Regions from separate parts of the Homo sapiens genome. Here region 2 is linked to region 1. A link is a contact called in ENCODE Hi-C data. All regions are on one chromosome and are shown on one strand. Each heading gives the region's core, a stretch centred on a gene start or an enhancer-like site at or near the end of the contact. The rest is flanking DNA. Distances are from core to core; before and after follow the strand shown.

Region 1 (2,965 bases), core at 342-2,841:
TACTATAGATTATTTTTTGTTATTATAATAATCACTGAATGAAAGCTGCAGTGATAATAAAAATGGCAGGAATCAATTAGAGGAAAAAACTTATCAGGACCACAGTTTTGGTTCCAGGCAAAGTGATGTAATGCTTAAACACATTACAGGATACAATTCCTCAAGAGTTTAAGGTAATAATAGCTGTCTACATTTGGTTGTTTATAATTATCAAACCACGACTTGTTTTTGACTAGTGGCTTTCAATTTACCCTATCTTTATCTAATGATCCCTTGATTCCAGAGCTTAAGTTAAATGTTGTGAAGTTAGACATAAACCCCGGAGAGAATTGTTCTATAGGGAGAATCAAAGGAGTAAAGAAACAACAACAAGGTAATATGAGTGAAGTAAATACAGTATTTTTTTATGAAGTTGAAATCATGCTTTACAAAGATTAATGGAAAAACTGGATACACATGTTTCAAAAGGTAGAAAAAATTGTCTGAAAGTTCAGATAGTAAAAAAGAGAAAAGGCAATAGGGAGCCACTGTATGTCCCTGAGCAAAGTTAATTACATTAATAGATCACTAGCAGATAAGCAGAGAGTGTTAACTAACTGGTCAACTTTCCTAATAGAACAAACCTATGTCAAGTCAGTTTCATAAGAATTATGTGACGATCTTCAAAGGTAATAAATGCCTGCAGGGTATTTAAGATTGAGCTATTCGCGGTGAGGAAGGGGGTAGTCATCTGACTTTTTTTATATGACTACAGATTGCTGCGATATGTTATAAGGTTTAGAATTCACTGATCTAGTCCAATTTCTTCCTTTTCCTGTGAGGAGAATGAAGCCAAAGAAGCGTTATGACCTGCTGGAATACTAGCTGCCTAAGTAACTCTATCCCTTAGGCTTTTTCAGCTTCTGTGTATAAGACAGGTGACCTAAAAGTTGTGTGCAGAATGGATTGGAGAGTTAAGTCCTGGAGGGAAGGATACCAGTTAAAAACAATAACAACGGCAAAACAAAACAACTGTGATATTAACCCATGAAATATTATATTAAAGTAGTCAGTATCAGGACCAACGAGAAAGAGGAAAAAATTGAATCACTTTAAACAGACCAAGAATGTAATTCACAATAAGAGATGTCGAAGAAGATAACAATTCAGAGGCTCTCAGATCTGATTCTGCGAAAAAGGTTTGTGATCTGGGCAATTAATTTGGAATCAAAAGAAAGATTTCAGAGTGCATTTCGAAACTTCTAGAATTGTCTCACACAAATAACTTCCTCTGGCTTTCTTTACCCTCCCTTTGATTACCAGAAGCTGAAAGAAAGGAATTAACTTCTTTCTGGCTCAAAGACATCTGGAAAACATATGACCTCCGTCAATATCTCTAACACCAGGTCCCATGATTCAAACTACACACAATCAGTAAGAAAAGGAATTCAACATGTGTGCTATCGGCTCACTTCCTTTCTTGTGTTTATTTCAGAGCAATAAATCAAGTGTTTTCTAAGTTCCTACTCCCAAACTCCTAGTCAGAAAAGGACTCACCTGCCATAGGGAACAGCCTCTGTCCTTTTTTACAGCGTTGGAAAGAGCCTCAGAGTCAAAAATGAAAGTAAACTATGTATTTCCTTATTGCAAAGGGCGGAAACGTGTAATTACAGATTGTGAAACTGCTGCTCAGAATTCCAGACTCATTATCAGGAAGTGCCTTGTCATCAGCAAATTGGCATCCAATTACTGGAATTTAGTTTCTGACTTGGGGGAAAAAAATGAAAATGACAAAATATTATCCTGTGGGTTGACACCTCAGCTTGTTTCTTTTCTTGTTTCCTGTGGCCACCCAAACTTCTTCTATCCATCTGTCTCTTCTCTTCCTGATCTCTCAGTTTTTCTTTCTCTGATTACAAAGAACGACAATGACTGAAGAAGTTTAATCTAACAACTCTTTTTCATTTCCTGATAAGAATTAACCCAATAGTTCATATTTCCAGCTTTTTGGGCAGGCACTGAGCTGCAGGAGTTTTTACATAGTCCAGCAGCTCCCGGAACTCTAGTGAGGCAGGAGTCCCGTCCACTCCCATGGAAAGGGGGCTGAAGCCAGGGAGCAAAATGGCCTTGCAGCAGGTCCATTCTCACAGAAGCCTGCAAGCTTAGATCCGCTGGATTAGAATCCCCACTAGCCAGCATAGCAGCCTGGAGTACGCCAGAGATGACCGAGTTCCCCAGGGGAGGGGCGACTGCCATTACTGCAGCTCTAGTCAGCGGTTTTTCCCTACCAGTGCTAGGGAGGCTGGGCAGATTGGACTGGGCAGCAGTCTTCACAGTGCAGCACAGCCGCTGTGGCAGATCATGGCCAGACTGCTTCTTTAGGTGGGACCGGGATCCATCCCTCCTCTCCCGGCAAGAAATGCTTGCAGGAATTTCAGCAACTCCACCTAGAGTTTACAGACAGAGCTCTCATTTCCCTGGTACAGAGCACCTGCGGAGAGGGGCAGCTGCGGTCTCAGGTTCAGCCAACTTAATCTTTCCTGCCTGCTGGCTCTGAAGAGTATCAGCGATCCAGACAAGGGGGATTCCCCCAGCCCAGTGCACCATCTCTGCTAAGGGATAGCCAGACTCTTTCCTTAAGTGAGTTCCTGATCCTGGGCCTCCTGACTGGGTTAGACCATTCAACAGGGGTTGCCAGACACCTCATACAGGAGAGTTCCAACAGGCGTCAGGTCAGTGATCCTCTGGGAAGAAGCTTCCGGAGGAAGGAGGAGGCAGCACTCTTTGCTGTTCTGCAGCCTCCATTGGTGATACATAGGTGAACAGTGTCTGGAGTAGATCCTCAGCACACTGCAGCAGACCTGCAGAGGAAGGGCCTGAATGTTGGAAGAAAAACAAAAAAAAATAAAACAACAATAACACAGCATCAACAAAAAAGACCCTACAAAAATCCCATCCAAAGGTCAACAGCTTTAAAGATTAAAGG
Region 2 (2,965 bases), core at 341-2,840, 170 kb after region 1:
ATACAAAGGGATAGGCTACAGAGAATGGTCTGTAGACTAGCCCCATGCAAGTAGACCATATTACACAAAAGAAAAGGCAAAGGAGATGACTTCCAACGAGAATCCATATATAATTTCATGCAAATATAATTATTTAGTGCATATTTAATTTTATATACACACTCAATTTATTCTTTGACAATTCCATCATCATTGTATATTCTGAAAAGTACTTAATAGGGAGATGGGGTAAGAGCAGGGTGGTAGGTACAAAAAGAGCTTATACCTTCTCTTCTAATAAATACATGGGCTTCTTAGGCTCAAGAGGGAGTGATATTGTACATTGCTCCCCAGGACCATTAAAAGATTCAGGATAAAACATCTAGGCTCTTTAAATGAACTACAGTAATGATCTACCACCTACATAGAATTAGAGATGAGCTGTGGTCAGCAGGGAGTACTGAGAGAACAGGTACAAGGGACACAAAAACGTAGACAGAAGAGACATAAGCTAGAGCCATGCATAAAGGAATGGAGTCTGAGGCTAAAATGATAGGAACCCTATTATCAACTGACAAGACAAGTGAAGAAAATCATAACTGAATTCAAGATACAGGGCCTATTTGGACATTAGGTTGAATCATTCCACCTTACCTTAGTGCAAACCCATCTTTGAGGCAAGTTGAGGGTCTTCTTCACAGAGATGCTTGATAAATTTGCAGCAAGACTTGGGTCCTTTTCCAGTAACAAGGTCAATCAAGACTCGAGCCTTATCCATGACAGTGTCATTTTCATCTCTCACTTTGTTCATGTCTTCCTGGCTAATAACTTCATCCTCTAATAGGCAATCCAGCAAGGCATTTATTGTGCCTGCACCCACTGAATGGATAAAAATTCTTCTCTTTTTACGCAAGAGTTGGTCTGTTGGAAGCACAAAGATTCCTCAAATAATGAACATGACACAATTTCCCTCTCAATTTACCAACAGGGTAACAATCATTTAAACATTTCTCTCCACAAGTACAGTAATCCCAAGGAACGGTCTTATACCTTTGCATTTACTCCACGTACTTCCTTCTGATTCTAGCATTACCTACATATGCTCACTGAGTGACCTGGGAAACTTGACTTCATGATTTTTCTGTGAATCTCCTAAAAATCAGAAGTCATTCTATTCTGACACATCCCAGTTTCTTGAATTTTGAAGGGAATTGACAGTTTCATGAATTTTGAAGGGAATTGACTGTTTCCTTTGAGAACAACAGCTACTGATACCCATCCTGTGCCCATTCTCATCCTGAACTACATAACTCTTCAAATGTGGACAACACTAGCAAAATTATAGCAGATACCAGTAGGATCCCAGATTCTTCCTGGCCTTTATCTGTTCCTTCAAAAACGCTGTGCAAGTCTGGGCATCTTCCCACCCTGCCTCTCCCTTCTTCTTTCTCTCTCCACCCCAAGGCTGCCCACACAAACCTTCACAAAGCCTAATGAGAAAGGCAGTCCTTTCCCAAACTAATTCCTCCCTAAGACCTATCCTCTTACTGGGGAAGACTCACCAGCCATGGCTCCTCACGTTGGCACTTGCAATGTGTGTTACACTTGCAATGACAGGCAAGGTAGCTCTATCCTTTTAGGCAGGGCGTGTACACAGATCAATGAACAATACTTACACCTACACATGTGTATTTATAATTATTGCCCAAGAAGCTGTTAACTATTGTCATTTCCCAAGGTATTTTTACACAATTGAATCTCAGATTGTAGCATGAACTGTGCCCATAAGAAAATTGCTTTACCATTCCTTGGTGGGTGAGAAACAAGAATAGGAGAGAATTGAGAAGGCACACACAGAGCTAAACACATGCAGTAAACAATCTTTAATTCACTGAGATTTAAATGGAAAGTAAAATCACAGTATAGGGTAGTTGTGCCACCTAAATCAAGTACTAAGAGTTCCTTTTTTAAATTGTGGTAAAATACACATAATATAAAATTTACCATCTTAGCCATTTTACAGTATCCAGTTCAGTGGCATTAAGTACATTCACATTGCTGTGTAGCCATCAATATCATCCAACTGTAGTTGTTTTCATTTTGGGAAATTGAAACTCTATACTCCTTAAACAGTAACTCTCTATCCTTTCCTTCCATCAGTCCCTGGCAACTAACATTGTACTTTCTGTCTTTATGAATTTGACTTCTCTAGGTATCTCATGTAAGTAGAATTATACAGTATTCATTTTTTGATGCCTGACTTATTTCACTTAGTGTAATGTCCTCGGTGTTTATTCATGTTGTGGCATGGGTCACAATTTCCTTTCTTTCTGAAGTTGAATAATACTCCATTCTATGTATGTACCACATTTTAGTTTACCCATTCTTCATTGAGCACAAATTTCTTCCCTTTTGCTATTGTAAATAACACTGCTATGAACATGGTATACAAATATGTTTTTGAGATTCTGCTGTCAATTATTTGAATATATACCCAGAAGTGGAACTGACAAATCATAGAGTAATTCTATTTCATTTTGTTTTGTGAAATCGGTATGCTGTTTTCCATAGCAGCTGCACTGTATTACATTCCCACATATAAAGCAGAAGCGTTCCAGTTTTTCCATGTCCTCACCAATACATATTATTTTTCTGTTCTTTTGATAATAGCCATCCTAATGGGTGTGAGATGGACTAAGACTTCTTACCTTCCTTTCATTGTTTTTTACCTAAGCTCTAGGCAGTCTCCAGACGCAGAAATGGTGTATGAAGCAGTTTTGCTATTTGGAATAAAAGTGCTTTGTTACGTAAGGCTCTTTTTCTTCAGATGGCACCATTTTAAGTAACACTGTATTACAAAGATTAAGGGCACAGACTCTGAAGCCAGAATGGTTGGATCCATATTTTAACTGCTGATCTTAGGAAAGGAAATTAACCAAGCTTTAGTCTTCCCATCTGCCAGATAGGTTTGATGATAATTCCTACC

Evidence for each region. A loop is a pair of places that touch in the nucleus more often than their neighbours do. Pooled maps may share reads with other maps.
Region 2: a loop to region 1 is called in a map of mammary epithelial cell, with 2.9 times the contacts of the local background. The contact joins the promoter of CARD18 here to the promoter of CASP4 in region 1. A Hi-C loop is called at or near these places in 3 of 168 maps with a recorded cell type or tissue (PC-3, endothelial cell of umbilical vein and mammary epithelial cell) and 1 of 50 pooled maps.

What each region holds. Positions count from the first base shown.
Region 1 is chr11:104,966,983-104,969,947 of GRCh38, forward strand. It overlaps CASP4 (caspase 4), which reads right to left and starts at 1,592. Exons shown (of 9, transcript NM_001225.4): 1 at 1,537-1,592. The coding sequence starts at 1,543. It overlaps LOC124902813 (a long non-coding RNA gene), which reads left to right. Exons shown (of 2, transcript XR_007062986.1): 1 at 1-1,178; 2 at 1,303-1,598. RefSeq lists an enhancer at 1,392-2,591.
Region 2 is chr11:105,138,179-105,141,143 of GRCh38, forward strand. It overlaps CARD18 (caspase recruitment domain family member 18), which reads right to left and starts at 1,591. Exons shown (of 3, transcript NM_021571.4): 1 at 1,542-1,591; 2 at 634-900. The coding sequence starts at 1,548. The coding sequence ends at 635.